Regions from separate parts of the Homo sapiens genome. Here region 1 is linked to region 2. A link is an interaction called in ENCODE POLR2A ChIA-PET data of the cell type or tissue named here. Cell type or tissue: PC-3. All regions are shown on one strand. Links, peaks and the distances in the headings refer to the core of each region. The heading gives the core; the rest is flanking DNA. Region 1 overlaps MYO5B (myosin VB). Region 2 has its middle 23 kb from the start of MYO5B.

The links. Peaks named below come from ENCODE experiments on the same cell type or tissue, not always from the same donor. Only the 100,000 strongest peaks of a DNase experiment are listed, where the experiment ranks them.
Region 1: POLR2A ChIA-PET joins it to region 2 with 13 read pairs; 2 of 35 experiments call an interaction of 5 or more read pairs at or near these places.

What each region holds. Positions count from the first base shown.
Region 1 is chr18:50,109,511-50,125,591 of GRCh38, reverse strand. The region is part of intron 1 of MYO5B (myosin VB); the gene reads left to right. Among named protein-coding and RNA genes, the nearest start is that of MIR4320, 9.0 kb to the left of the region's middle. In PC-3, for the core only: no CTCF peak of the experiment used is centred there; no DNase peak of the experiment used is centred there; H3K27ac peaks cover 454 bases.
Region 2 is chr18:50,210,212-50,226,292 of GRCh38, reverse strand. No RefSeq gene overlaps it. Among named protein-coding and RNA genes, the nearest start is that of MYO5B, 23 kb to the right of the region's middle. RefSeq lists an enhancer at 7,205-7,254. In PC-3, for the core only: CTCF peaks have their summits at 7,126 and 7,328 (motif pointing left); no DNase peak of the experiment used is centred there.

The DNA of each region.
Region 1 (16,081 bases), core at 4,557-12,556, 100 kb after region 2:
CTGACACATAGCAAGCACTATATATGAGTGTTTGCTAAATAAGACTTTTCTTTCTTTTTATTATTATTACTATTATACTTTAAGTTGTAGGTTACATGTACACAACGTGCAGGTTTGTTACATATGTATAAATGTGCCATGTTGGTGTGCTGCACCCATTAACTCGTCATTTACATTAGGTATATCTCCTAATGCTATCCCTTCCCCCTCCCCCCACCCCACAACAGGGTCCGGTGTGTGATGTTCCCCACCCTGTGTCCAAGTGTTCTCATTGTTCAATTCCCACCATGAGTGAGAACATGCGGTGTTTGGTTTTCTTTCCTTGCGACAGTTTGCTCGGAATGATGGTTTCCAGCTTCATCCATTGATGCATCTCTTAACATTCATTGTTCAGTTTGATATTTAGAAAGGTGTGCAGCATAGTGCCCTTGAGAAAGAGAAGCTGTAAAGGTAGGTTTGCGCTCTGTTCAATACCATTCAAATGGCTTGGAGACCCTGGGGCTTGTGCCAGGCCTTGCAGTCAGCAGGGGTACCATCTGTGGCAGGCTCCCCAAAAGTAGGGCTAGGAGTCAGGGTGGGCTTGGTTTCTGAAGACTTCTGCTCCAGCTGCTTATATCCAGTCCTTGATTTGAGTCTGGTTTCCATACTGTAGTCTCTTTATTGATCCTTGCAGCCTCTGTCCTCTCCCAGTCTGGGGAAATTAAAGTGGGGCTTCCCAATTCTTATGTTGTTATCTGCAGTTTATTAAGAAAGACTGTACACATTCCTGAAATAAGTTGACGCTTAAAAATAACATATACTTTTCAAAATGATCAAGCGGGGTGGGGCGGGGGGAGAGATGTGTCAATTGCAAGCAGTGATGTGGAGTTACTGATAGGAAGGGCACCAGGGGGGAAAGATTTCACTTTGCTCACAGCAGGTTTATGCATATTCCAGATGAGGGATTTGCACAGGGATTCTATGCAGGCTATACATGTCTTTCCTTCTGGTTCCAAAGCATTTTCTAGTTACAGGGTATTATTCTTCAAAAGTTTTTTGTTGTTGTTGTTTTCTTTTTTTTCTTTTTAACATTCACTTGAAAACAACTTGAAGTAGACAATCACACTTTCCCTAATCCATTTAATAGAAGAGCAGAACGATGACTCCCATAATAGGAATGCCGCTACCCCATGAGTTGAAGGAGAGTGATGGGACCATGTGCATGGGAAAAGGTGTACCAACTCCCCTTTGGGAATGATTGTCTATTCAACCAAATAAGCCACATGTTGAGGAAAATGTTTTGCACTGTGTATTGGAAAACTCTGAAAGAATCTCACAGTTTTATAACGAAGTCTATAAAGCTTCGAGAATAAAATGTTCAGTTACCAGAACCTCTCTGCACTGTCAAGACCCAATTTAAGTGAGGCCATCTTATCGGAGGATGTATCTGGTATTTGCACATAGGTTATAAGGACATTGTGTGTTAATCATAGGGTGCAGTGTGACTTTGTTGAATTTTTAGATGAGAATTTAATCAGATTTACTAAGCGCAAAAGCACAAATAATGTGCCCATGGTGGAAATGGTCTTATTTATAGACACATAATTATGGGCATATCTGCAGTCACTCAAAAGACTCACTGAGCTTTGACTGGGAGAAAAGGATGCCTTCTGTGGACGGCATGTATCTGTGTGTGTATCGTATATATACATAAAGTATTTGATGCTACAAATGATCCACTAGGCTGTAAGATATATGAGGGCAAGTACCAGCATTGTCTGGTGTTTTACGTGTAGCAGGCTTCCAGTAGGTATTTGAGGAATGACTGCAAAAGAGTGACACCTCTATATCTTTCTTTGAAAAGTGGAAAACCTTTTATCATCTTATAGAGCCTTAACTTTTTTTGAGACAGGGTCTTGCCCTGTCACCCAGGCCTGGAGTGCAGTGGTACGATCATGGCTTACTGCAGCCTTGACCTCCCAAGGAGCTGGGACTGTACGGTGCACCACCATGCCTGGCTAGTTTTTTTTATTTTTATTTATATTTTTTGCAGAGATGGGTTTTTGCTATGTTGCCCAGGCTGGTCTCGAATTCCTGATTTCAAGCAATCTTCCCACCTTATCCTCCATCGCTGGGGTTACAGGTGTGAGCCACCTCACCTGGCCAATTTTTAAAAATTGAAGTGAAATTCACATAATATACAATTACCCATTTAAAGTGTACAGTTCAGTAGTATTCAGTTCATCCACAATGTTGTGCAAACACTCCCTCTCTCTAGTTCCAAAATATTTTCATAACCCACAAAGGAGACCTGTACCCATTTCTCCCTCCTGTTGGCCCCTGGTAGCCACTAATCTGCTTTCTGTCTATGGATTTGTGTATTCTGGATATTTCATATTAAATGGAATCATATAATATGTGACTTTTTGTGCCTGACTTCTTTGACTTAGCATATTTTTGAGGTTCACCTGCATAGTAGGCTGTATGAGAACATAGTCCGTTGTAGGGATGTACCGCATTTTCTCCATTGTGCAGCTGATAGACACTTGGGTTGTTTCCACCTTTTACCTGTTGTGAATAATGCTGCCATTCACTTTCATAGAAAAGTATTTCAGTACCTATTTTCAGTTATTTTGGGTATATAGCATGCAGTGGAATTGCTAGATCACATGGTAATTCTGTGTTCAGCTTTCTCAGGTGACATCAAGCTGTTTTCCACAGCAGCTGCAGCATTTTACATTCACATCAGCAGTCGATGTCTGAGGGTTCCAATTTCTCTACATCTTTGTTGACACCTTATTTTCTATTTTATTTTTTATTGAGGCCATCCTAGTGGATGTAAAATGGTGTCTTATTGTGGTTTTGATTTGCATTTCAGGGTCTGTTATTTTTTAATTTTTATTTATTATTTTTGAGATGCAGTCAGTCTCTCTCTCTCTCTCTCTCTCTCTCTCTCTCTCTCTCTCTCTCTCTCTCTCCCCCCCCCTTCCCTCCCTCCCTCTCTTTCTCTCTCTCTCCCCCTCTCTTCCTCTCTCCCTCTCCCCCAGGCTGGAGTGCAGTGGCACAAACTGCTTCCCAGGTTTAAGGGATTCTCCTGCCTCAGTCTCCCAAGTAGCTGGGATCATAGGCACCTGCCACCACACCTGGCTGATTTTTTTTTTTTTTTTTTTTTTAGTTGAGACAGGGTTTCACCATGTTGGCCAGGCTGATCTCAAACTCCTGACCTCAAGTGATCTGCCTGCCTCGGCCTGCGAAAGTGCTGGGATTACAGGCATGAGCCACCACGCCTGGCCAGGGTTCTGTTTTTAAATTAAGCGCCACCAAAGAAGAACCACATTTCTACTTAGGGCAGATATCCTACCACTTAGTGGCTTTTAAAATGAATTTGTGTGATTAGGAGAAGGGTGTTTTGGTGGCGAAAATTGTCATTGAGCAAATGCCTCATCTGTGCCCAGTGTTCTGGTACTTTCTGTACTTTATGTTTAGTTCTCACAGCACCCTGCTTTTTCCACGAGGAAACAGACTGAGACTAAATTATGCACTTGAGGTTGCATGGCTGCAAAGCAGCAGCTTTGGGGGTCGGTTCAGTCCTGCCTATTTGACTGCAAGCCTCATGAACTTTCCATAGCCAGTGTGAATCTTGGAAGTAGGAAAAAGGAAACAAAGGGTGATGTCCACTTCAAATATTTTAGTCAAAAGCAAAGACTTTACAGATTGCAGTGAGAAAGGGCTGTTATTGGTAGTTGCATGGGGTCCTGGCAGTCTTTGGTTGTCTGCTAGTAGATCCATGAGTCAGGACCTACATTGCTGGAGGTATCCCTGGGCTAGAGGCTGTGGCAGCTGCAGTGGTTGGGCATTAGTGAAGACAGTGCCTGTTTGGGTTTGTGGGGCTATAGGGTCTTTTTCTTGTCCCTGTGACCATTTAAGTGGGTGCTTTGTATTTACATTGAATGATGAAGTGAGGAGGCACACAGGGCAGGCCCTGATCATAGTGAGTTCTGAAGAATGCCTTCCATTGGTGATAGTTAATTCTCAGTAAATTGAGAGTTCCTGAAAAAATATCAAACTGAATCCTGTTTTAATGCAGGGGCACTTGATATTTAAAGGAGTCCTCTGGTGAATGCTGCTACACAGAGCCCTTTGATAAATCTTTTAGGTAAATCCAATTTTCACATGCTAAGTTTGTTTAGAAAGACATACACAAGACTTGGAATTTTACTTAAGAAGGTCATTGATACTATAATTGTCTCACTATATAAAGCTACCAGTGTATGTATTCTAGCAATGTTTATTAGACCACTTTGGACACTGGAGTGAAGAAATAAGTGAGGCCTTGAGGTGCTTATAATCTAGAAGGGACAGATAACGCAAGCTTTGGAATGAAGACCACGTGGGCACGCTGGGGGCTGATGGTGCTACTGCAGGAGTTCAGGGAAAGTTTCACAGAGGGAAGGAAAGAGACTTCTCAGGACAGAAAGGATTCACAGAGGAGGAACCCACACTAGGCCTCGAGGACTGAGAAACAGAGGAGAAGGGAAAGCATCTCAGATATGGGAGTGGGGTTTGAAAATGCCCAGAGGAGAGCAGGTGCATCTGCACTGGCCGTAAGTTGCTGGTCTTGCTGACTCCCGGGCTGGAGGGCAGGCTGGAGGTGGATAGAAGAGTCCTTCATTCTCTAGCTGAGGAGTTTGGCCTTAGAAGCTCCTGAAACATTGGAAGCCTTTTAAATGGCGTGCAGGTCAGCTTTCACCATCTACCAGCTGACCAGGAAGTAGCAGTGCTCATCAGCTGCTCTTGTGAAGGTGGGCCAGCCTGGGGGTGTACATTAAGAATGGGGACTCCCCTAAAACCAGAGGTAGCCTTTTACCCTGGCACAAGGTGTTCTCCACCCCTAGACTAAGCAGGGATTATTGTCTCCATATCACATACAAAGAAGCTGAGGCTCAGCTATGACCTGCTTGAGGTCGAGCAGCTTACTCAGAAGGGCCAGGCTGGGACCCTGGATTGCTGGCTGGCTCCTGTCCAGGGCATTCTGCATACCACCCTGGGGGAAGAGGGCTGAGGACGGTAGACAAATGCTCCTAGTGGCTCTGACAGTTCCACTTCGTAGGTGTGCTTCCTTAGGACATGGCCCGTTGAGACCTCACATGGGATTCTCTGGGTCCCAGCAACGCAGACCAACACTGCCCTGAGAATTGAGGGGTCACCCTCCTGCTGCCTGCATCTCCTTCCATGTTTCACCTTTAGTGAGTCAGGCAAGGGGTTCAGAAGACAGATGCTAGAAACCTATGGCTCTGGGAAGCCAATCTCGAGCAGACATTGTCTTCAGACCTCACTTGAGTCTTCCACATTTACACTCGGTGCTTCCTGGAGGAGAAGAACACTGTGAAGGTTGTGAAGCTGACCAATTATACTTCTGGCCCCCAAAAGGCATTAAAATTGAAAGCACTGCTCGATAAGTCTTTGTTCCTTCTGTCTATATCATAAATGCTGAAGTGGATTGCTTAAATACTTAAGTTTTGTAAATGCACACACCACTTTCTGTGGAGAACACAGTGGTGTTTCTGTTTAATGCCTTTTTTAGTGCCGTATGTGCTAGAAGCTAGACCTTTTTTTAAATATGTTCCCAGGGAGCACAATATTCAACTTTGGAGCTATGAGAGGGCTGCCCCTCTCTCTTGGTTCTAGCCCACTGTTGAGGAAGGGTCTAGTTCACCAGTTCATTTAAAATATTTGTGCTTCTCAGAAGGTATCACAGCAAACTAATTTTTTTTCCTTTTTCAGCAAGACCTTCTCTAGCTTATTTTCTTTAAAAATTTTCTTTGAAGCTCTGGGACAAGTACTTGAAAAAGAGCTGGAGTGTAGTTCAGTGATAAGTGGCGCGATGAACAACTCGGGCTGATTTATATTGATGAGGTTTTCCCTTTAATACATCCCTCCCTTAGGAGAAGGAGACATGTGAATAATTGAGCTGGAGATCATGAACTAATTCCTGCCGCTCACTGACCCTGGGACTTCGGGAAAGCTCCGGAATCTCCCTCTTTCTCATCTTCAGGATGAGGAAATTATCCTTTCCAGTTGTCTCTCTCTGACCCTGTCATGCGAACTGGATAGATCATTGAACAGAAAACTTCTACAGCCCACGAGATTACTCTGTTTGCAGTGACAGCAATCTCTGAATCCACAGACAAAAAGTTGAGGGAGATGGAATGCAGCTGTTGGTGTAATGAGTGAGGAGAGAAAACAGAATTTGTTGAGGATTACAAGAATAGGAAGCTGAAGGATGTGAAACCTGTAGGGTAATTGCTACTCAGCTTCATGTTTAAAATCAATATAAATGCTGTTGGAGGAGCCCCTCGTCTGGGATAGAACAGTGCAGCTCCATGTGGGCCCCTCTGCAGCATCACCCGGAGCTGGTTATAATCCAGATTCCTGGGCCCCACCTCAGATCTGCAGAATCAGTAAGTGGGGAGGAATCCAGGAATCTGTTTCCACAGAATCCAGGTATCTCTTTCTGGGTGATTCTTATACATGCTAAAATTAGAGAAACACTATTCTAGAAGTCCAGAATTTGAAGAGCTCTTGATCATTTACATCTTATAGGTAGAGACAAGACCAGAGAGGTTAAATGGCTTCCCAGGAAGGTTGATAGTTGACTCAGGTTTTCTCAGTTGGTTATAGGTGAGCCGTGGTCTAAGCTGGTACTACTCTTAGTGTGGTCTGTGACTAGCAACAAACAGTAGCACCTGGGAGCTTGTTAGAAATGCCAACATGTCCTGGCTAACGCGGCGAAACCCCATCTCTACTAAAAATACAAAAAATTAGCCAGGCATAGTGGCGGGCGCCTGTAGTCCCAGCTACTCAGGAGGCTGAGGCAGGAGAATGGCGTGAACCCTGGAGGCGGAGCTTGCAGTGAGCCGAGATCGCGCCACTGCACTCCAGCCTGGGCGACAAAGCGAGACTCCGTCTCAAAAAAAAAAAAAAAAGAAATGCCAACATGGCACATGTATACATATGTAACAAACCTGCACGTTGTGCACATGTACCCTAAAACTTAAAGTATAATAATAATAAAAAAAGAAATGCAAATTGAGTCCCACACCAGACCTGGGGATCAGCACTCTGTGCTGTAGTTAAGCCCTTCAGGAGACTGTCAAATTTGGGCATGCATATGAACTACTAACCTAGGCTTCTAGCTCTTAATTGAGTGCTCTTCACCAGAAAGACACTGACTTTAAGTTACTAAAGGCTGTGACAACCTCTTTCTGCAACTCTCATTGGGCTTCAGGTTGGACACATGCGGTCCTATCTAAGATTTGTTTTTCTGCAGCGGCAGCCATAGGTCTGCTGGTCCTATGGTGACCAACCATCCTAGTTTGCCAGCCTTTTGTTGCTGAGCCAGGGAAGTTCTGGGCAAACTGAGACAGTCATGCTAGCTGGTCTCAGGGTTTAGTTGGGGGCGGGTGGATGGGCAGTTGTATCCTACTGAGTTGCAATCATTTGGCAAACATTTGCTTGATTGCATTGAGTGAAGGAGGCTGAGTCACTAATAAAAAGGCCATTTTCATCAGGCCGGTGGTAATGTATGGCTGTCATCCACTTGAATTTATTATCCTTTCACTTCCATGTGAAATCTGGCAGTGCAGGAGCACAGTTTCAGGAGGAGATGGGACTGCCCAGCACTGACTTTGCTCCTTTCATACAGTAAGTGCTTACTGTGTAAAGCCAGATCGTGAGCCCCTGGACCCAAGCATGGCGTACTATGTGGTGGTGGTATTATATAAGCCAGAGACCTCTTCTATGGGCTCAGGCCTGAGGGGTCTGAGAGAGGAGGGATGTTTTTAGCAACAAAATCACTCCCATTTGTGAGCCGAAGCTGGGAAGCTGTTTGGGTCTGCCTGTAGCTTTTCTTTCTCTCCTGCTGTGCTGGGAATTGCTGGTACCTATGGATAGAGAATAATGGCCCTGTTTTCTTAATGCACTTTTTTTTTTCTCGGCTTTTAGAGCATTTAAGGAACAAGTAGGTATTCTAATTCTCCCATTTTGTAAGTTACAAGTTTTTCCTCTAGAGAGGAAGAAAGACTCCCAGGGAGAAAGGGGGCGATGATATGGTATATAGAAAGATATAATCTAAACTTTGAAAATTCCATAACTAATGTCTTCTGCTGTGCTTAGAGATCATGGAGGCCTGTCCCTCATCTGTTCATGGGGCTGGAAGTGCTGTTCCAGGCCTTAGACAGGCTTTACAAAGGTGTGGAATGTTGGGTCTTCCTGGAAGAGCCTTGAAGAAATAAACCCATAGAGTTTGGAATTCATGAGCATGCTATTTTTTTTTTTAAATGAGAATTTGAAGTTTCCTCTCTAGACTTATTTGTAGAAATTTTACTGCTGCCCTTTTTTATAGGGGCTTGGTCATATTCATATTCACCTAAGTTGCTTTTTTTAATCACCCCAAATTGGGACCAAAGAACATAATCGTATCTTGACCAAAAAAGGGCATTTTTGAAATGAGCTACCAAATATAGATGAATATTCAGAGATTGCTTATTATCAAAGAAGATAGGGTTAATGTTTATCTCATAACAAAATGTCAATTGCTGCTACGTACTTAATAGTACTTATGTGCTGTGACAGTGTGTCATTGTCAAAAAAGTTGGGTATGTGAGTCTTATGTAGGAAATACCTTCATAGCTAAATGACATCACAGATGCTGATTCTTCATTGTTGATGTTGTGTGTGGTTTTTGTTTTTTGGTTTTTTTTTTTTTTGGTAACTCAGTGGTTCTCAGACTTTAGTGGGTATCAGAATTGCCCAGAAGGTTTGTTAAAGACTCCTGAATACCCTAGACTGCTGATTTAGTGGGTCTGGGTGGGGCCTGAGAATGTACATTTCTGACGAGTTCCCCCGTGAAGCTATGCGGCTGATCCAGGGACCACACTTTGAGAACAGCTGTTCAAACCAGAGCAAGGGTTAAGCCACCTGAGGTTAGGAACGGCCTTATTCACCTTCTGTGTCCCATTGGGTTAATTGAGAACTTGGCACATTGGAGAACTCAAGAGATGCAGCAGGTTTTTTTTTCTTTTTTTGGATTTAAATCTGAAGCTGTCTCTTGCTACAGAGGGGAATGATTCCAGTTTGGGTAGGCAAAGTTAAGCCTATCTTCTTTATTGGCAGAACTGCTTCTCAGCTCATGCCTGAGCTTTCCTCTTTTGGATTTGGGGAACAAGCATCCTGCTTCCCAGGTGTTCATTTAGTAACAGTGAAGTTCTTCTACAGACTGACTGCAGAGTGCCAAGTGATGACTGTTGACTAGTGATCAGGCTGCTCCATCCCTCAAGTACTCCGCCTATACTGCAGAGAGAAGGCTGTTGTGGGCATGGATCGCCACACGTAGGGGGATGATGGTGAAAGATAAGTAGCCATGCCCATGGCCGAAAACTTTGGTCTATTAGGGTCATAGGGATGACATGATTGCTCTTAGGAGTCTGTCTTAGACTTTCAGTTTTTCCTAATTTTGTTTAGTGATCCATTTTAAACCTTCTTTTAGGAAAACCATTTTGGTTAGTGTCTTACACCCTGAAGAGATGGGGGGATGGAAAGGTAACAGGCTAGGGAGTAAAGGTCCCATGGTGTTGCATTGTTAGTTTCTTTCCTCATGCATCTATGATTAGTGATAACTGGAAACATTCAAAACCTGTTCGTTTAAAAGTAGAAGGCAAGCAGCCATTAACAGCTACCTTTTTAAACAATGAAAAAAATCCAGAACTTTACCTACCACTACCCTCCCCCCTCCCACATACCCACAGAATCCTGACCAGAGAAACTGTTCCCCATACACTGTCCTTAAGAATTCCCTAACATATGAGGCCAGATATCCGGTAATGGGGATTTAAATGTTGGAGCTGGTTATTAAGTGGCTCTAGACTATTCTGTAAGATTCTGAAGTCATACTAATCATTAGACTCCCACCATAAGGGGATTTGATCAGCTTTACTAGTAAACTGTCAGCTCTGAGGATAGGGACAGTTTGTGTGTGTGTGTGTGTGTGTGTGTGTGTGTGTGTGTCTCTCTGTGTGTGTGTGTGTGTGTTTTATTTATTTTTGTCTGGCCACCAACTTTCTAGAGCCTAGCACAAGACCTGGCCCTGGTAGGTGCTCCGTACATAATTTGGTAAGTGAGGAATGCAAGTTCTGCAGGAAGGGAGAGGGTTGCATAACTGTTGACTTCTGTTATGTAAGGCTAGTGAAGTCTAGCCGTAAGATTGAATTCCATAGACACTTTCTGAAGATTAGCCAAGGGCTCACTGCTGTCTGAGTATTGTGAAGAGTAGGGGAGAGGACCTTGTGGTGTGTTTGAAGAGCTAAGACATGCTCATGGGATGCTGTTGGAGAGTATCCTAACACAGTGTGCAGGTGGCTGCCCACCTTGGGGATCAGGATCCCTGGGAGAGCTGTTGGCATGACTGGGACAGGTATGATGGAGCAGAGAGGAGGAAGGCACAGTGTGGGGACAGGTGTAAGTGGTGGGCAGATGCAAACTGAGATTCAGCACTGAGTGGACCATCAAATTGTGGAATCAGAAAGGTGCTGTCCTCTGGCTTCGTCTCTGTTCTCTGCTATGTCTGGATTTTCAAAATGTTCTTTGGAGCAACTGGGAGCTTCCTGGGTGTGAAAGCAGGAGGCAAGTTGCCATGTGGCTTCACCCAACTTTGGTCTGGAGGAGGGTTCTACAGATAAACAAGGTCTTGGGCAGCACTGCCTCCTGTCATGGGCTTTATCAAGGGGGCAACCACCACACCTGCTCCACCTGTGGAGGTAACACCAGCATTACTGGTCTTCCCCACACTTCCTGCCCTTCCATTTTTATTGCTGTTCTGCTCCTAGATGCAGCGGTGCTGGCCACTCAAGTAGAAGGATGAACTCTTATTTCTGGTCCTCTAGTTCTTTGCCAAGTTCCGTCTGGAGCAGCGTGTGTCGAGGCTCTGACGGAGTCAGCTGACACTTAACATGCTTGCCCAGCTCAGACAAATGTCTGAATTGGGAACAGTTTATGTAACTTTATTATATAAATGTGATTCTCTCCAAGGCCTAAGTTACCTCTTAATTAGAAGGCAGCTATCCTGGGAAGCCGGGCTGTACCTCTGGGTTCTTTGAGGATTGTGTGGGCACCCTTTCCCAAGAGGAGCCTTGGTTAGCTTGGAGGAGTCAGTGCGGCTTTGAATAGGCTGAGAGTTAGTTTAAGCTGAAGCTCTGGGCCATGGTTGAGACAGGCACATCCTTTGTTTCTTTGCCCAGCCATGACTTGACTTTCTGTGCATTCTCCAAAATTTACATAACATAAACTCAGTATTATAACAGCACGGCAGTTTAAAGAAACAAAGTTCTACCTCTACCACCTTTTTTAATTTTTTTCTTTTCTTTTTAACTTTTGCTGGCTGGCATCTCAGTTTACTCATCAGTAAAATAATACCATCTCCTCATTGCAACTGCTTATTACCTTACAGGGCCGACATTAAGCCAAAGGAAATAATCTAACATGATTTAAAGAGAAGAGGCAAAGAACCACAAAGCCAAGCTCAGGTGGCAGATAGATTTTTAATGCCCTAAATGGGGCTGTGAGATGGAAGTTTAATCTTTTGAAATCTGATCCCATTTGTTCAGTCTAAGAACTTAACTTGGGAAATCGATAAAATGAGTTAATTGTGTGTTCTCTTTTTCAATTGGTGTAGCAGCTCTTTAGGCTTTGGACAAAAGCTAAACTTCCATGTACTTTAAAATAGCATTTGAGATGCCTGGATGATAAGAACAGCAGCCTGAGTCACTCCTGGTGAGCATAACAATCAAAGCCAGAAAGGGGAGTGGGTAAGAGGGGGCTCCTCTAAGCAGCTCTCACTGATGGACTCTGCCATGAGAAAAGACCCTCACACTAACTTCAACCCTTCAGGGCCCCACAGTACCTATCTTTGTGTAGTTGATGCTTTTTGGAGCATTCTTTAATGTACAGAAATAAGTTGCAATTTTGTACGTGCGCCTGATAATTACGAGGCCACACTTGATGTTCAGGCATAAAGAAAAGGAGATAGCAGCTTCCTAACTTTAATAATTAAACCATATCAGAGCAGTGTTCCATGGTCCAGCAATGTGTTTTCTCTAACGTTCAGTTGTCCCCCATCTTAACACAAATGTGAAATGTAGTTATCTGCCTCCAAACCATGGTGAGCCCTACAGTGCAACTGGCAAAAATGATCACGACAGCATCACAGGGAGGCATCAGTGACTCTTGGGAGGGAAGGCAAGGCTTTTGGTTTTATGTCAAAGCACCCCTTGATACTGCTTTAGGATGCGAAGCTTCCTGAGGGCAGGGAAGCCTTTTTGTCTTTTTTGTTCACTGTTTTATGCCCGGTACTTAGAACAATGCTGACTACAGGTACTGAGCAAATATTTTTTGAGAATGGATGGGAAACTACAGAAGATGCCTCCTCACACTCAGCAGTGTAGGTGGTGGGGACGGGCAGGGAATTGAGGCACACTTGAAACAGGTCTCAGGGAAAAACGATTAATTCTTGGAGATGAGAAAGTGTTCTAATTGTGCGTTATTTATAAGCAGGCACTCAACGTCCATGTAACCTTCATTATGTGGAATGATTTTAAAGTTTAATGTGGGTGACAGGATTGTGTGTTTGTGATTTAATGACTGTGTTGTGCTAACAAATGTCTTATTGAAATAAATGACCCAATTTTTTTTAAAATACGTTGCTGTGTTGAAAGTATAATAGAAAGCTGCTATACTGGATGTTACACTGCTGAAAATTGGTTCATTTTCACAAACATTTTGACAATAGGGATGTTACTGTCATTAGTCATTGTTATTTATTATAATTCATCAGTTACTGAGCTGCTACTGTGTACCAGCTTAGAAACCTTCAGTCCAGTAGGGAGTGACTTAATATAGTGGGGGTTTTCTTGTGTATGTACCAGAAGGGCCTGAGTTGCCTTGGAGCAGACAGAAAAAGGTTTTTCGTGGGGCATAACCAGTCTCAAGTGTCATGCACAATGCATGCTCAAAGGCAGATAGGGCTGGTGGTGCTCAGCTGGTTAAGGCGCCATGGGGGTCCCATGCGGCCGTCTTTGGAGCCCCATTTGGGTGTGGGCAGGTGGGTGGGTGGCTCGGCAGGAGCCTTGCCTTTGCCTCTTGATGGGGACGTCTTGGTGTTGATGCTTTGCTGCTCTGATGGGCCAGTATTGTTGGGTACGGAGGATTCCATATTTATCCTTAATAGCAGTGTTTCTCAAAAGGAGCCCCTTGGAGCCGTGATGCAGTTGCTTTGTTGGTTCGCTACAGTTATGGATTCCTAGATGTAGCCCAGATCTCTCAGGAGTGGGGCTTCAATTCTCTTTACTATACTTTTTCCCTACTCAATATTTAGGAGGTTTGCTCTCTCGTTTCTGTCCTGTTGCTTCTCCATTGCCACTTCCTTAGAGAGGCTTTCTTTGACTACTCGATCTAATATAGCTCTCTTCCTTTGCCCACTTGGGTTGTTTCCAAGCCCCTTACCATATTTACTTTTCTTCATAGCAGATGTCTCTGTATCTGGTTTTGCCTGTTTCCCCCACTAGGATGTGACCTCCATTAGTACAGCGATCTTGTCTCTTCCTTCTCTGCTCCAGTGCTCAGAGCTTGCCTGGCACATAGTAGGTACTCAGTAGGTGCAGTGCATTGAAGTCTCCAGGTGACTCATGTGCTCAAGGTGCCTTATAGGAAGAGGGGATGAGTTGATAAGAGGCAGAGTCTTCAGAAGTTCAAAGAAATGAATGAAAGGGCTAAGACTTAGAAATTCCAGTCCCAATGTTCAGTTAGTAAACGTAGTTTTATTTTACCTTAATGAGATCCCTTTATCAGCATAAACTGCAGAGAATTTAAGGACCTTAATAACTACTGGTTATAATTGCAAAAGGTTCTGCAAACATACAGCAATAAAAGCAACAATAACCATTATAGATCTCAGTTCATGACTGACCCCTTAAGGAAGATAGGGTTTTAGCAGGTGCCTGTTTCTTTTGAATTCAGTCTTATCTAAATTTACCCAAGGAACATGTATTTGAATGAGAGATACAATCTGGAGAATTTGCCCCAGAACTTTCAAAGAGAATGAGAACCAGAAGGATCTGTTTTTCTGCCTACTAGTTTAAATTATAATCTTGACATGGGTGTGTATCTTTCAATCTGTGACTGTCTAACAAAATAATTTACTATTCAGTGCCCTTTGCAGAGTAGAGATTTTGTAGTTTTATGAATAGAATTTACTTCTGTGAGATAACTGCAGTTTAACTTTTTGACACTAGCAAAAAATGCTACAGATTATAAATGATGGCAGTGCAACCCTCAGTGCTGGCCTCATTACATACCTCTGAATTACCAAGGCATCAACATTACTGAGTTGACACAGCCTCTGTTCCCACTCTAGTAATCTTTGAGCTAATCTGAGCATTATCCCTTTCTTCTTTTTTTGCCTATTTGCCATTTCCTTAATATAGTCTCCACCAAAGAATGAAAACGTTAACCTTATGAGAGGGGAATTAAGTGACTTTCTGAAGAGAAATCTCAATGGTGTTGAAATCTTATCATTGTGAACATTTTAAAGTAGTTTTATCTGCTGCTCTCTGTTTATGGTACACTATGATTGCAGGATCTTCTTCTGATATGTTTTGTATTCAGTAAGGCATTCTTTGAATCTGTAGGTGTTTGCCTGCTTTCTCCTTTATCTAATTTTTATGCTTCTATTTTTATTTTTCTAACAGACTCATACTCTACCTTGTCTAGATCTTCTAGGTGGTTTATAGCCCTTAAACTCATCATTCTCGCTAATCCATGCTACAGACATATTTGGAAATTGTTTACTAATGAATAAAATTTGGTTCCTTAACTTCCGTCCTCAGTTGGCCCTATACTTCAACATTCTGCATTTATGGAGTGTGATTGGTGAGTTTCAGTGACATGCACTCAGGGATAAAGAAAGCACATTTAAGAGGAGAGGCAGGAGGGATTCAGAACATTGCTTTGGAGCTCTACAGACCTAGGGTCAGATCCTGGCTCTGGTACTTTTCAGTAATGTGTACTGGGCAAGGTGCTTAATCTTGCCAACCAAGTACCCCACTTTCTTCTTGTATAAAATGAGAGAAAGCACTATCTTCCAAATCCTTGAGTGCCTATCAGCTGCTGGGCATACCTGGAGCAAATGAGGGAGGAAGGTGGGAGGGTTTAGGCCACAGAGAGCTTATCTCATGGTGAGGGAGATAAGCAGGATAAAGTATTTAGGGCATAGATGCTGTTGTTGCCAGGAGAAGAAAATAAAGCAGAGAAAGGAGACATGAAATGGGGTGAGGGAGGTGATGGTGAAATTCGAGGCCATGCAGAGAAGTTCACGTTTGGCCAAACACTTGAAGCATTTGAGGGAGGAAGCAGCGTGGATATCTGGGAAAAGAACATTCCAGACAGGGAAAGCAGGTGCCCAGGCCTGAGGCACAGCAGGCCTGGTGATTTTGAGGAACAGCAAGGAAGTCTATGGCTGGAGCTGAGTGAAGGGAGTGGGGAGAGAGGGTAGGATATGAGGTTAGAGAGGTGAGAGAGGCCAGACTGGGTAGGGCCTTTGAGGCTGCTGCAAGGGTTTGACTTTCGCTGGGATGGGGAACCCGTGGAGGATTTTGAACAGGGCAGTGACATGATTTGTTCTTGTTCTCACATGGCTTTAGGCCTGCTTTGGGTGTTTATGTTGTAGTATGGAGGGCGGTGGATACTGAGCATTGTATGTAGCTCACCATGGTGCTGCCGTTGGCCGGATGAGGGTGCCTTTGCCTACCTTGGTTCTGCTGCCTTTGAAAAATCATGACCGCTGGTCGTGGTGGCTCATGCCTGTAATCCCAGCACTTTGGGAGGCTGAGGCAGGTGGATCACAACGTCAGGAGATCGAGACCATCCTGGCTAATGCGGTGAGACCCTGTCTCTACTAAAAATACAAAAAAAATTAGCCAAGCATGGTGGCGGCGCCTGTAGTCCCAGCTACTTGGGAGGCTGAGGCAGGAGAATGGCATGAACCCCGGAAGCG
Region 2 (16,081 bases), core at 3,033-11,032:
AAATACAAAAATTAGCCAGGCGTGGTGGTGTGCGCCTATAATCCCAGCTACTTGGGAGGCTGAGGCAAGAAAATCGCTTGAGTCCAGGAGACGGAGGTTGCAGTGAGCCGAGATTGTGCCACTGCACTGCAGCATGGGTGACAGAGTGAGACTCTGTCTCAAAAAAGAAAAAAAGAATGTTAAGTGATTGCAATAATCCAGGTAAGAGGTGGTGGTAGTGTGGTAGCCAGCCTCCAAGATGACTCCCCATGATTTTCTTCTGTATTTATGTCCAACCTCCCTGAATCATGGCTGATCTGTGGGACCAACAGAACAGGGTATAACTTCCAAGACTAGGTCATAAAAGACACTGCAGCTCAGTCAGTCACTTATGCTGGTAAGGATAGGATGCTCAAGAAGGCCTTCAAAGAGGCCCATATGGGGAGACATTGAAGCCTCCCACCAAAAGGCAGCACAGCATGCCAGCCATGTGCACGAGCAACCTCGGAAGATACTCCAGCACCAGTTAGGCATTCAGATGACTACAGCCCTGGCTGACAACTTGACTGCAATTTCATTAGAGATTCTGAGCCAGACTGCTCAGCCAAGGTGTTCCTGATTTCCAACCCACAGAAACTGACAACAGACGTTTATTGTGGTTTAAGCAACTAAGTTTTGGGGTATACCATTAGGCAGCAATAGAAAACTAATACAGGGTTGTATCTTGGGCACTGTGAGAGAGGTCAGATTCTATTTTAAAGGTAGAGCCAACTAGATGTGCTGATGGATGTACATGTTGAGTGTAGGGTTTGAAAGAAAGTCATAAAATAGAACTCCAAACTTTTGGTTTGAGCAACAAACCAGTAAACTGCCTCTGTGGTGGGAAACACTTGACATCTCTCTCAAGCTGTGAACCTGGAGATGTTAGCCAAATGAAGTCAAAGAAATTAACAAGTTACTGGGTAATTCTCGTCAGTATTCTATTTGGCATTCTACCTCTGCACTGCACTGTGTTTTTCATATATCAAAATATGTCTTGTGTTATACCACTTTTTGTGAAAAACAAATCAGGAAAGGTCTGAAATTTACATATTTTCCTGGAGTCATTAGACACAATGAAATATTTTAAAACTCTAGGAAACCCTAAAGTAATGAAACCTAGTTACCTTTGTTTATTCCTCTGTTACTCATACTTACTTGATCTTGAAACTCTTTTTTAAAAAATCAAACCTATTAACTCCTTTTGGTAAACGCTCATCTTTCTTCTGCATATTCACATGATTCATTACATCATCTCCATGGGATATTCAGAGAAGCTTTCTGCAGGATATTACTTTCTAAATAAAACAGTGCTTTATTTCTAGTAGCTCGGCCAATGTTTTATGTAAAAATTCTAGAGAAATTTATTCTTTTAGACAGTATTTTAAAAGCTATATTGAGGTATAATTTCCATACCATGAAGTCTGCCCATTGTGAGTGATTTATAAAGTGATTCTTGGTAAATTTAGAGCTTTGCAATCATCAGCACAATCTAGTTTTAGAATGCTTCCATCACCCCGAAAACTTTTCTTGTGCATGTTTGCACAAAACCCGACTTCTTTACCCAGTGCCAAACAAACACTGACCAACTTGTGTCTCCATAGTTGTCTTTTCTTCAAATTTCATATTAACGGAATCATTCAATATGTACTCTTTCATGTTTGCCTTTCACTTAACATGTTTTCGAGGTTCATCATGATACTGGATGCATCTGTAGTTTATTCCTTTTGATTTCTGTAGTATTCTATTGTATGGATATACCACAGTTTACACATCCATTCACTAGTTCAGGGACATTTGCATTATTTCTAAGTTTTGGCTGCTATGAACATTCACATGCAAATCTTTGTGTGAACATACACTTTCATTTCTCTTGGTTAGATACGTAGACATGGAATTGCTAGGTCTTATGGTGTTTTTCACTTAAGTTGCCAGGCTGTTTCAAGTGACTGCATCATATTACATTCCCACTGCAATATATGAAGGTTCCAGTTTCTCCACATCCTTGTCAGCACTTGTAATGGCAATTCTAGTGACTGTGGAAAGTATCTCATTGTGGTTTTAATTTGCATTTTCCTAATGACTAATGATGTTGAGCATTTTTTTCATGAGCTCCTTAGCCCATCATATGTCTTATTTTGTGAAGTATTTATTCAGATCTTTTCCCCTATTTTCTAATTGGGTTGTCTTCTTATTACTGAGTTGGAGGAGTTGTTTATATAGTCTGGAAACAAGTCTCAGCTACTTGGGAGGCTAAGATGGGAGGATCACTTGAGCCCAGGAGGATAAGGCTGTAGTGAGATCTGATGGTGCCATTGCACTCCGGTTTGGGTGACAGAGCAAGACCCTGCCTCTGAAAAAAATTTTTTTTGGTCTTTGTCTTTGACTTTGCAAGAAACAGAAGCCCAAAGAAATCTCCTGTGTCTTGGTCTGGTACTTTTTGTTACGGGAAGTCAGGGACCCCGAACAGAGGTACTGGCTGGAGCAGCAGCAGAGGAACATAAATTGTGAAGATTTCATCTTAATATGGACATTTATCAGTTCTCAAATAATACTTTTATAATTTCTTATGCCTGTCTTTACTTTAATCTTTTAATCCTGTTATCTTCGTAAGCTGAGAATGTACATCACCTCAGGACCACTGTGATAATTGTGTTAACTGTACAAATTGATTGTAAAACGTGTGTTTGAACAATATGAAATCAGTGCACCTTGAAAAAGAACAGAATAATAGTGATTTTTATGGAACAAGGGAAGACAACCATAAGGTCTGACTGCCTGCAGGGTCAGGCAAAAAGAGCTATATTTTTCTTCTTGCAGAGAGCCTATAAAATGGACATGCAAGTAGGAAACATATTGCTAAATTCTTTTCCTAGCAAGGAATATTAATATTAATACTCTGGGAAAAGAATGCATTCCTGGGGGAAGGCCTATAAATGGCCACTCTGGGAATATCTGTCTTGTGCAGTTGTGATAAGGACTGAGATAAGCCCTGGTCTTCTGCAGAACCCTCAGGCTTACTAGGGTTGGGGAAACTCAGCCCTGGTAAATTATTATTCTTATTGGGCTTATGTGCCTTTTCCTCCACTTATTCGACCTCTCACCTAGATGGATGCTCCTGCAGAGATCTATACTAATGATAGTGTGTGGATGCCTGGAGCTACAGATGACCATTGCCCTGCTCAACCAGGAGAAGAAGGCACTGCAATTAATGTTACTATGGGTTATAAATACCTTCTTCTGTGCCTCGGACATGCACCTGGTTGTATCCATCTAGAAACTCAAGTCTGGGCTGCTTACCTTCTGAAGAGATCAGCCACAGGGGAATGGAGACATTTGGTCTCTGGCCTCTCCCTTTCTCCTTTAAGACAAATGAAAGGGGGAGTAATAGGAGATACCCCATACTTTCGATATAAACCTGTGGGAAAACCATGTCCTAAAAATTTTGAGGGCCTTATCTAAAAGTTTAATTTGGGAAGATTGTGTTAACTCACATGCAGTAGGATTAAAAAATGACTCATATGGTTTAATAATAGACTGGGCACCAAAGGACTATTTAAAAAGCAATTGCTCCTCTGGCAGAAGGGAATGCCTGGAGGCTACTTATTTTATTTCTTATTGGGAGGACGAGGATCACCATCCTACTTTGCATAGGAGGTTCAGCTTGTTCTTTCCCTTAAAATGGGAAGAGAAGGGCATTACCCTACCCCTGCCAAGGCCTCGTATGATATTCCCCATTCTGAGCCCAGAACACCCAGAACTTTGGAAATTGGCTATTGCCATGTCTGGACTATGATTATGAGAAGGGGAAACTTTCCTGTCTGTTGTCCCCACTACTGCCCCTCGCATCCGTGATTCTGAACCCCATGATAAATCCCCTTTGAACCCTCTTCCTCTTTTTGATGCCCATCCTCCTTTATGGGACTCCGATTGGCATTATGATAATAATTCTCGACCCAGGTATGCCCCTCTACCTCTTCAGCATCCTGGGCACCTTGGATTGCTTCTTTATGGTGGAGAACATCCAGTGTTGCCACTGCTGCTCGTCTCCCTCTGTATCAACATAGATTCAGACATTCTGCTTTGTTTACCTCCAGCCTGACTATTCCTATACAGAGTTGTGTTAAGCCTCCTTACATGCTGTTAGTGGGAAATATCAAAATTTTGATGAAAAATCAAACTGTCCAATGCATTAATTGTCATTTATACACTTGTGTTAACTCCTATTTTGACTTCAGGAAAAGTGTAATGTTGGTTCGAGCTTGAGAAGGAATCTGGATACTGGTAACTTTACCCAGACCTTGGGAATCTTCCCCCTCAGTACATTTAATTAATGAAGGGTTACAACAAATTCTCAAAAGATCTAAGAGATTTGTTTTCACTTTAATCACTGTGATCATGAGCCTAATTACAGTCACTGCACTGGCCACCACTGCCAGAGTGGCATTACACCAATCTATTCAAATGGCTCATTTTGTTAATGATTGGCAAGCCAGTTCCACCCAAATGTGGAATTCTCACAGGGCATTGATCAAAAATTAGCTAATCAAATTAATGATTTAAGACAGTCTGTTATTTGGCTTGGAGATCGGCTAATGAGTCTCGAACGTCGCATGCAAATGCAGTGTGATTGGAATACTTCTGATTTCTGTATCACACCATATTCCTACAATGAGACTGATCGACTGATCGACTGATCATTCATGGGAAATGGTCAAAGGGCACCTGCTGGGTAGGGAAGATAATTTATCCTTGGACATAACTAAATTAAAGAAACAAATATTTGAAGGCTCTCAAGCTCATTTATCCATTGTGCCTGGAGCTGAGGCGTTAGAGCAGGTGGCACAAAGTCTTTCTGGACTAAACCCCACGACTTGGATTAAGTCTATTGGGGGCCCACTGTAGTAAATTTTGGAATCATGTTTCTCTGTTTAATCGGCTTGTTTTTAGTATTCTGGACCAGTCAAAGAATCTTGTGTCAAAACCGAGAGAACGAACAAGGCTTCATTGCCATGGCACATTTATATAAAAAGAAAGGGAGAGATGTTACGGGAAGCCAGGGACCCCAAACGGAGGGACCGTCTGGAGCTGTGGCAGAGGAACATAAATTGTGAAGATTTCATCTTAATAGGGACATTTATCGGTTCTCAAATAATACTTTCATAATTTCTTATGCCTGTCTTTAATCTCTTAATCCTGTTATCTTCGTAAGCTGAGGATGCACGTCACCTCAGGACCACTGTGATAATTGTGTTAACTGTACAAATTGATTGTAAAACATGCGTGTTTGAACAATATGAAATCAGTGCACCTTGAAAAAGAACAGAATAATAGAGATTTTTATGGAACAAGGGAAGACAACCATAAGGTCTGACTGCCTGCGGGGTCAGGCAAAAAGAGTCATATTTTTCTTCTTGCAGAGAGCCTATAAATGGACATGCAAGTGGGAAACATAGCTAAATTATTTTCCTAGCAAGAATATTAATATTAATACCCTGGGAAAAGAATGCATTCGTGGGGGGAGGTCTATAAATGGCCGCTCTAGGAATGTTTGTCTTATGCAGTTGCGATAAGGACTGAGATAAGCCCTGGTCTTCTGCAGAACCCTCAGGCTTACTAGGGTTGGGAAAACTCAATCCTGGTAAATTTGTGGTCAGACCGGTTCTCTGCTCTCAAACCCTGTTTTCTGTTGTTTAAGATGTTTATCAAGACAATACATGCACCACTGAACATAGACCCTTGTCAGTGGTTCTGCTTTTGCCCTTTGCCTTGTGATCTTTGTCGGACCTTTGTCAGTGGTTCTGCTTTTGCCCTTTGCCCTGTTCCCTCAGAAGCATGTGATCTTTGTTGGACCCTTATCAGTGGTTCTGCTTTTTGCCCTTTGAAGCATGTGATCTTTGTACGTACTCTTTGTTCTTACGCCCCCTCTTTTTTTGAAACCTTTAATAAAAACTTGCTGGTCTGAGACTCAGGCAGGCATCATGGTCCTACTGATATGTGATGCCACCCCTGGCAGCCCAGCTGTAAAATTCCTCTCTTTATATTGTCTCTCTTTATTTCTTAGCTGGCTGATACTTAGGAAAATAGAAAGAACCTACATTGAAATACTGGGGGCGGGTTCCCCCAATAACTTTTTGCATCACATACTATCATGATTTCTTACCAAAATCTAATTTGGTATCAAAGTACTCTTAATCAATCAATATGCCCTTTAAGGCTTGCTGTTTAGCAATGCTCTTGGCATTTTCACTCCCTTGCCATCATTTTGTGGTCTCTGTCCAAACCTTTATGCTTGCTAACATAGCATTTGGTGCAGATCCATCAAATACACCAATGCATGCACATTTCATAAATTACACACAGGGATGAATATTTTTCCTTCTATAAACCATCCTTCTGATATTTTGATTGCCTTACATATATGAGGCAAACAGCCTCTCAGAATATAGATGAGAATTTCATCTAATAAAAAGAATACCTTCCTCTCTAGAAAGGCCCCTGAGATAACTGGAATTTTATCGCAGTTAGCGCAGGGAACAGTAAAAAGATATGATTCCATTTATGCCTCTTGTGAAGCTGTCAGCTGGACAAGGGCTCTGAGAGCCTAAGCTTCCTCCAAATTTCATTTTTTTTTTTGTAAAGTGCTAAGACATGTGTTTTGGGTAGAGGCTGAGGGTTATTAGCTTAGTGCTTCCAAGCACTGCTATGTGAGACTTCTATTTGAAATGACTTTGTAGATATAGTTCTGGGAAAATGGACATAGCGAGACAGTTTCAGGCTAGGTTCTTGCCCTATATGTGTGACTTCAGGTTGGGCTTTCTGGGATTCATTTTTCTTCCCTAAAATCTGAGCTGAAAGGGACCTGAGAGGGTGTCTAGTTCAAATCCTTCCCTTTATAGATGAGAACTCATCTTGGGTTTGGTTCTCCCGAAAGCAGAGCCCGAGATGAGGACTTGGGTGCAGTTAGATTATGTGGTCAGTGATCCAGGAAGCAGAGGTAGGGAGGCTGCAGGGAAGGAACCATGACAAGAATGTGCTACAGAGAGGTTGTCACTGCAGATAACTGGGTCTCATTGCACCTGGGGACCTGCTGAGGAACTGTCTAGAAAGCCTCTCAAGTTTGAAGTGCACAAGTGCACAATGCTGGGGCATTGATCTCCCCACTCTTGCCCGCTTTGGTCAAGGGTTGTCTCTAGGGGCACTGACCCCCCACACCAGGTGGGGAGGCGTACAGAGGCTGTGAGGGACTCCCTCCTAAGCCACCCTGTCCAAAGCTCTATTAAGCACCTGTGTTTGCTGCTGCCACCTTGTGGTCCTATCTTTCTCCTTGATCAGCCTCAAATCCCTCTAAGCCTGGCAGAGAGGCAGAGGGAAACCTACCGTCAAAGGTGTGATCTTTAACTTAATGACCAGAAGACAGGAAGGGGCAAAATGTCTCGCTCTTCAACCCCACATAAGCCCTGGAGGTTTATGGAGATGAGGGGGCCACCATCCAGAAGGGGAGGAGGACAGGCGAGCTCCTGGAGACAGGAGGATGTATCACCAGGCAGCCTAGTGTGGTGTCTTTGGGTTCAGAGATCCCAGGGCCACACTGTTTGGGACCTCACTACTGCCAGGCCTATCTTATCAACAGGGGACAGCTGTGGGATGAAGTTGCACCGGGTATGCAAAGCAGGCAGGCTCTAGATGGCTAAACATTTGCTTGTTTGGGCTATATTTAAAATTGAATATATCAACATTTGCATATGGTGTCAGCGGGCTGATCTAATGAGTCTCAGCCAACAGTAAATAAATAAACAACCTTGGTGCCAATGCACAGAGGCCACTGTTAGCTCACTTTTGTGATAATCTGAGCAACCCATATCCAGCTGTGCTGAACTGACAGTCACTGGTCTCCAAACGGACAGCCCCACCATTTCCCCGCATCTAAGCCTTCACTGAGAGTGCTGTCTCCCTCCTGCAGCCACCCGGTGGATTCTAGCCTTTCCTCTCCTGAGAGCCCAACTCAACACCATCTACTCAGGCTACCCAGACATCCTAAAGGCTGCCTGCCACCCTACTCTCTCCAGCTCTTTCTCTTTTTTATCAGGTCAGCTGGGATCCGACCTACATCCGCTACTAGACCATGAGCTGTCGGAGGGAAAGGGTACTAGGGACTAAGCTGTATCCTCCCAAAATTCATCTGCTGAAGCCCTGCCCTCCATGTGACTATATTTGCAAATGGAGCCTTCAGGGAGGTTATGAAGGTTTAATGGGCTCCAAATGGCTGGTGTCCTTATAAAAGGAGGAGACACCAGAGCTCTCTCTTGCACACACAGTGAGAAGACTGCAGACAGGACTCCCCAGAAACCAGCTCTGCGGGCACCTTGATCTTCCAGCTTCCAGAACTATGAGAAAATAAATGTCTGTTGTTTAAGCCACCTAGACTGTGGAACTTTGTTATGGCAATTCAAGCTGACTAATACAGAGACCTATTTCATTCTCCTTTAAATCTCTTGCAGCATCTAGAACAGCGCCAGGCACACAGAAACCCCTCAACAAATGTTGACTACATTGAATTGTAATCCCCAGGTGAATGAAAGATGTGATGCTGCTGGGGCCCTGGATCTGAAATCTCTGACAAATCCCGAAGCCAATCCTGGTCCATGTACACCGGAGAAGATAGCCAGGGTCTGCCAGCCCTCACTCAAAACTGCAAAACCCAAAACGCTCTGAAACCAGAAGGTGTGATGCCAACCCTCATTTAGCAGCAAAGTTTGACCTGAACAGGAGTAAAGCTACTTAAAATTATCTCACTAGATTTTACTATAGCACTATTAATGATTTTGATTACCGGCCACCACCCCAGCTCTGGCAGGAAGTGTTATAAAATCTATAGTTTAGGCATCATACCACCTTTCTAGAATCAAAAAAATGCAAAATTCCAAAAACCCATCTGGCCCCGAGGGATTTGGATAAAGAACAGTGAACCTGTGCTATAGACAGGGTTAATACTAACCTCACAGCTGTCCACTCAAGGAAGAATATGAAAAACACTAATTACCCAGTGTGTAAATAAATTGCAATTGCAATTTGGACAGAAGGGGAAATAACTTTATTCTAAACTGGGGAGGTGTGTGATTGGAAATGAAACATGTTTTTTAACGTGAATGCTACAGATGCCAGTGGGGTTTTTCTTTCCTTTTTTTCTTTTTATTTTTTTGAGCAGTTTATTTCATCAGCCTACAAAATGTGCTGAGTACAGTTTTTAAACATGTAATGAAAAAGTACAAAACTACCTTGGAAAATAGCATCAGTGCAGTTTAAAGTCCAGTTGGCTTTTTATAAATTGCACTTAACAACTGGAGAAATCAATAACAAATACAATTATAAGGACACTAAAAAGTATTCATTATCATTATCAGCATTGCTACCACAAATAATATGAATAAAATTCATTTGCTGAATGTATATAGTATATTTTTAGCAGAGCATCTCAAAACTTTTTGGTAACTAGTGCAATCTCAGCTGTGTGAACCCTCTGCTAAGCCCTATGGGGCATACAGAGTAAAAACGACATAATTTCTGCCCTGGTGGAATTTGTAGTCTCACTGAAGATCAAAACCTAGGACAAGAAATAATTAAGAATAATGCAAGTCAGTATCTAATGAGTGTGAAATACAGTAAGTGCATGCAACAGACTTACTTGTGCTAAGAAGGCTTCAGAATTTGTATGTAGCCTGCGTTTAAAAGGGCATCTGGCTGGAAGACAGTGTTACGGAATGTTTCTTGAGGCTGCGTTTGAATAGCAGTATGCTGTTTTGTTTAGATTTTGTGTTTATTTTGAGTGGCTTGGAGGAGGAGCTTTTGGTAACTTGACAGAGGGTGGTACTATGCAAGTCACACTTTAGAGTCACGCCACTGCTGCTTGGGTTTTTTTGGAAAAGGGAGAGGTTTATCATGGCTGGGACCATCAGTTCTGGAAGTCTTCCAGGAAAAAGGTGCACTGGAGCTGGACTTACAGGTTGGGTGGACTGTCGATGGCCTAGAGAAGGAAGAAGGCATTTGGAGTTGAGTGTTGGGGCAGGTCACAGTGAGAAATGGACTTGACTCAGTTGGAGAAATCTATCTTGGGGGCAGGAGATCAGAGCATTCATTCTCAGACAGACCAGAAAGACCCATTCACAAATGAGAAAAAGGGAGTCTCCTATATCTCACCAGACTTCAAGAGAAATTAATTGCCTGCAGAATTTCAGTAACTGCAGACCCCACGTTGGGCATGATTCATAACCAACCTATTGCACCTCCTTTCTCACTAAGGGCACGGTCTTGACTGTATTGTTTACACTATTAGAGGTAATCATTTGGACTCGTAGCTTAAGGAAGAGGATGCCACACCATTAGTAACAGGCAGCAGGGTGCCTGCAGAGCCTTAGCAGCGTCGAAGTCCAGTCGAGAGGCCATATTATCCAGAGCAGCAGAGTCAACCCCGCCTTGACTGTTGCAAAATTAAATGAGATGATACAGCAGAGGGCTGGCACTCTACAAATGCTAAGTGCTGCATCTCAACAACTGAAGCATTGCAGCCCATAATACGTATCATATTCTTCCAGTGAAATTGTGTAATTTCCCAGAAGTGCTCAGTTTCTATTCCTAGTTAAGTTCATTCTGGTCTGGAAGAACAATTTTTTTTTCCCTCAAGGATCTAACATCTTTTTGATGCCATCATTATTCCTTAACAATAGCAATGCACATTTGTTTGGTGTTTTGCAAGCCTGTCTAGTTTTACTTGGTCCTCACCATAGCCCATAGGCACTAGACAGGGATGCTTTTCCTTTTTTAAATTGAGGTATAACATGCATGCAGTAAAACGTGTCAAGTGTACAGCTTGGTGAAGTTTTACCTATGTTTGCTCCTGTATAGCCCCACCAGCTGAAGATACAGAGCATTTCCAGCATCTCACAAGGTTCTCTCACGCCCCTTTCCAGTCATTGTACCCTCAGAAATAACCACTCTTCTGACTTCTAACACCATCCATTCATCTTACTGGCTCTTGGACTTCATGTAAACAGAATCATACAGAATGCAGTCCTCTGTGCCTGGTTTCTTTCACTCAACATAATGTCTATGCGATTCATCATGTTGCTGCATATTTTAGCAGCTCATTCTTTGTGAGTACTGGGTAATGTTTCATTGTGTTTCAGTATGCCACAGTGTATCCATTCTTTTGTAGGAAAAGATTATTAAACAAATTTACAAAGGAAGAAACCCAGGACCAGAGTGACTAAGTCCCTGGCTCCAGATGGCACAGGTAGGAAGGTCAAGATTTGAACTCAGCATATTTGGCTCCAAATTCCATGCCCTTTCTAAGGTGCCACGCTGAAGCGGTGCTTCTAGAAACTTTTTTGGGGGCTTGCAGAATTTTGAACTACATGATTTATAGTCTCTTAAATCACTGGCAGGGAATAAGTAGTTCAGTCAATAAGCAAAAGCAAAAACTAAAAATCCCATTTTGGTGGGAATCTTCATGTGAAAATGTGGCCATGTATTTAAAATGAACACCGAGCACATGGTTGGCTTTGAATAAATGCTTAATGGTCCTGAGCCATATGGAAGAAGAGGAGGTGGAGAAGAAAAAGTCTGGGAGTGGTGAATGAATTCAATTCTCAACTCTACATTTACAGCTACAGTGTAAGCAAGACTGGGAGAGAGGTACCATTTTTTTCTCGCAGAGTGGTCAGTCTGCAGTGGACTAGCCTGGGGTGTGTGTGTCTGTGTGTATGTGTGTGAACTTAGCATGCCACTAATCATGCCCTAATATGCATGTGGGCATATGCCTCTCCCTGCATTGGAAACTGAGCTACTTTGCTCTGCCCCTGCAGGACCTGGCTTTCAAGGCCTCTCTCTCAGGAGCCAGCTGTGGCCACCCCAGCTGTTTTCTTAAAGGACCAACTGCAGAGTCAGATGAGAGGTGCTGGAGGCAGCTCAAGAGTGATTTGTGGAAAACCCTGGAGGGAAAAATGGATCCAGGCAAGGATTTAGGGCAATTAAAAAAAATAACAAATCATTTCATGGTAAATGCTACTAGTCAAATTCCAAGTCTGGGGCCAAGAACTAGAGAAATTCACGTGCAGCAAAAATGCAAGGGACGAAATCACTCAGATTGAATGCGCTTTCCCAACAATGTGTGCTAAATACAGACATTTCCAATTGCTTCTTGGCCTTTTGGCCAAAATCAAGGGTAAATACAGGTATCTCCGCTGTCAGGAAGAGGTGGCCTCTTCTATCACTTAGCAGTGAAATTCTCTTTCCTGCAAGAGGAGTCTCCCAGCCACCCAAGTTACAATGGGGAAATAAAAATCAAGTTTTCTCTCTGTCAGTTCCTGTGTCCGCCTTCAGACACCCTCCCCTCTTATGCCATTTGTCTCTCTTCCCAGCCCAGTATGTAAAGCTGCTCCTGGCTGCCCAGTGGGCAGGGTCCCACTCCTGGACGCATGCCTTTCATGCCCTTTTTCTCCCACAGAGACTCTTAGTTACCACCTCCCTCCAACTCCAGCTAGTTCTCCTTTCTTTTCTGTCCTCAAGCTAGCCTGTCTCTGTCCTGTGTGCAAATGCCCTACCCTCACCAGAAATGTTCTGGCAAACTAATCTCTGATGCGGCCATGACCCAGATGTGGGCCAGTACCTCCATAGACAAACCTCCTTAGGTTTTTGTGCCACCAGGGCACTCCTGGAGATGGACATGTGGGTGGTTTCCAGGCTTTTGTTATTTCCAGTTATGTTGCTGGGAATAAATCCACACAGTTGACTCATTTGTGTGTATATCAGGAAAGTGAATACATATACATGAAAGTCCATATATATACATTTATGAGTATATCAGGAAAGTGAATTCCTAAAGTGGAATTTCTGGTCAAGGGAACATGCATTTCAATATCTGATAGTGGTTTCCATGTACCCAGCACTATCCCAGTCCATGCTACTGATTAACTTCAGAGAGAAGGGGCTGATTGATGGCTCCAGGGCTCAGTTACGGGAGGACAAACCTGACCCTGTTATGTTTCTTGAACTCTTTGGTCTAGGTTTCAAGTCACACTTTAATTTAATGTAATTTTTTTGAGACAGGGTCTGACTCTGTCACCCAGGCTGGAGTGCAGTGGCACGATCACAGCTCACTGCAGCCTTGACTTCCTGGGCTCAGTCGATTCTCCTACCTCAGCCTTCTGAGTAGCTGGGACTATAGGTGTGTGCCACCATGCCCAGCTAATTTTTTCATTTTCTATAGATATGGGATCTCACTACATTTGCCCAGTCTGATCTTGAACTCCTAGGCTCAAGTGATCCTCCTGCCTTGACCTCACAAAGTGCCGGGATTACAGGAGTAAACCACCATATCCAGTCTCAAGTCACACTTTAAATATCAGAATATTTGTTGACACATATGCAGGGATTAAAAGGCACAAAACATCGCTAGACAAGTCAGCGGGGATTACAATTCGGCCATTACTATGTGGCCTCACAATGCTTCCAAGTGTCTATAAAAGCATCCAGGCTAGCATGAGGCTCACTTGATCACCAGGATGTGCGTAGAGTGCTTGAGTGCACTGTCCACACTCCCAGCCTGGAATGTTCTAGCAAACATTTTATCCCATTTCTTACCTCCCGGATGAAGCAAGTGGCATCATGTTCATAAAACTGTATCTTCAGTGGTAACAAAAATAAGTGTTCCATTTGAGGCATGTGATTTACATAATCACATTTGGTGGCGCAACAGGGACAGTTCACAGTGCTGCCTCTAGTGTGCCTTGGGACATTGATTAAGAACCCCTGATGCTAAATCCAGGCAGATGCCCCCTGGGGAAAGCAAGAAGTCTGGGAAGGTCCCAACAATGCTTAACGGGAATCCTGACAGGTGAGCAAATCACAGCAGCAGGAATCTGGAAGCAAGATATGAGCAGGTCCAGGCATCAAGGAGAATCTGCTGCAAACATTGGGACCAAGTCATGAAACCTGGGTGTGCAGATAAGATCAGAGATGGAGGGAAGACTGTGATGAGTACGGTGAATCTGGTCTCCAGGAAACCTGGACATAACAGGGAATTGGATAAAGATGAGGGCACTAGAGACAAGAGAAGGATTGAGTTATATGACCAGACTGACAGAGGCTTGTTGTAAGGAATAGCACAGGATCCCAACTACTGGAAGTAGAGTAAAGTTCAAGGGGAGAGGAGCATCAAGACTGGGTGGGACCACTTACTGACTTTGCCTTTAAAACTGTGCAGCTCCTGGGGCCTGGCTTGCTGTGAGCGGTTCCTGGGGTTTGAGGAGTGGCGAGCCAGGAGCTGGACAGTTACTTCTGCAACCACTTGCGGAATAAGCTTTAAGATCAGCTTGAGCAGGAGTGGCAAAATGCTTGAGTCCGATGACAACTTAGATGTGTGAGGATTTTTCAGCCTAATTTATGGAGTAACACATGTTAAAATAGAAGGAGACCATAAACTTTTAGCTAGAGCATAAAAATGTAATCCTAAATGATATGCCTCCCCACACTCCCAGGCTGGCAAGGGTGGGCATGCAAAGATTACTGGAGGCACCAGCAGGTGGGTGCTTATAGATGGCTCTGGAGCGGGGGCACCACCTCCGTCTGTGTGGGCTCTCTTGGGACTAATCACGTAGTGATGTTATTTGCTTTTCTTCACTAGCCTGGGAGCACCCTGGGGTAGAGGTCCTGCCTATCATTTTTTTTTTTTTTTTTTTGTTCTGCAGTGCTTAACAAATGCCTGGCTCTAGGAGTGTTTGTTGAATAAATGGGTGAAGAAAGGAAGGAAGACTTTGTGTCTTATATAACTATGGCAGCTGGCCAGGCATCGTGACTCACACCTATAATCCCAGAACTTTGGGAGGCTGAGGTGGGAGGATCATTTGAGGCCAGGAGTTCAGGACCAGCTTAAGCAACATAGGAAACCCTATCTCTATTTAAAAAAACAAACAAACAAACAAACAGAAACAACATCTCCAGCCCCGTATCTTTGTCTTGGTGGAACGGAACTGCCATTGGACAAAACCACCCTCAGACGTCACCTGTTATGGGCTGAATTGTATCTCTCCATAAAGATATGTTGAAGTCCTAACTGCTAGTACTTTGGAATGTGACCTTATTTGAAAATAGGGTCATTACAGATATAAATGCTAAGATGAAATCATTCTGGGGCCGGGCGAGGTGGCTCCCAGCACTTTGGGAGGATGAGGCGTGCAGATCACCTGAGGTCAGGAGTTTGAGACGAGCCTGACCAACATGAAGAAACCCCATCTCTACTAAAAATACAAAAAAAATACAGCATGGTGGCGCATGCCTGTAATCCTAGCTAGTCGGGAGGCTGGGGCAGGAGAATCGCTTGAACCTGGGAGGCAGAGGTTGCGGTGAGCTGATGTCATGCCATTGCACTTTAGCCTGGGCAACAAGAGCAAGACTCTGTCTCCAAAGGAAAAAAAAAAAAAAAGAAATCATTCTGGATTAGAGTGAGCCCTTACTCCAATATGAGTGGTGTCCTTATACAAAGCGGGGTACAGACAGAGAGACACAGATGCACGAGGTGAACGCCATCTGTGACAGAGGAAGAGACTGAAGTGCTGCATCTAGACAGGATGCCGTAAGGACAAGGGTGGGGGTCACACCCCAGAAGCCCAGGAAGCCCAACATAGTGGGCAGACCCCCAGAAGCTGGAAGAGGCAAAGACAGATTCTTCCCTGCGTGTTTCAAGAGGCTGGCCCAGCTGACACCTTGATTTTGGACTTCCAGCTTCCAGAACTGTGAGAGAATGAATTTCTGTGATTTTAAGCCACCCAGTTTGTGGTTCTTTGCTATGGCAGTTCTGGCAAACCAAGACATCATCCAAACTATCCTGCATGCTGGAAAGAATCAGGCTGGAGTTGAAGAAGTCCCTACAAGTTAGAGAATAAAACGGCTTATATTTTAGCAAGGGGATTGGGAAAAAAATAACCAAATAAATACATAATATGCTAGATGGTGATAATGACATAGAGGAAAATAAAGGGGCCAGGGGATGTGGAGTGCCAAGGGGCCA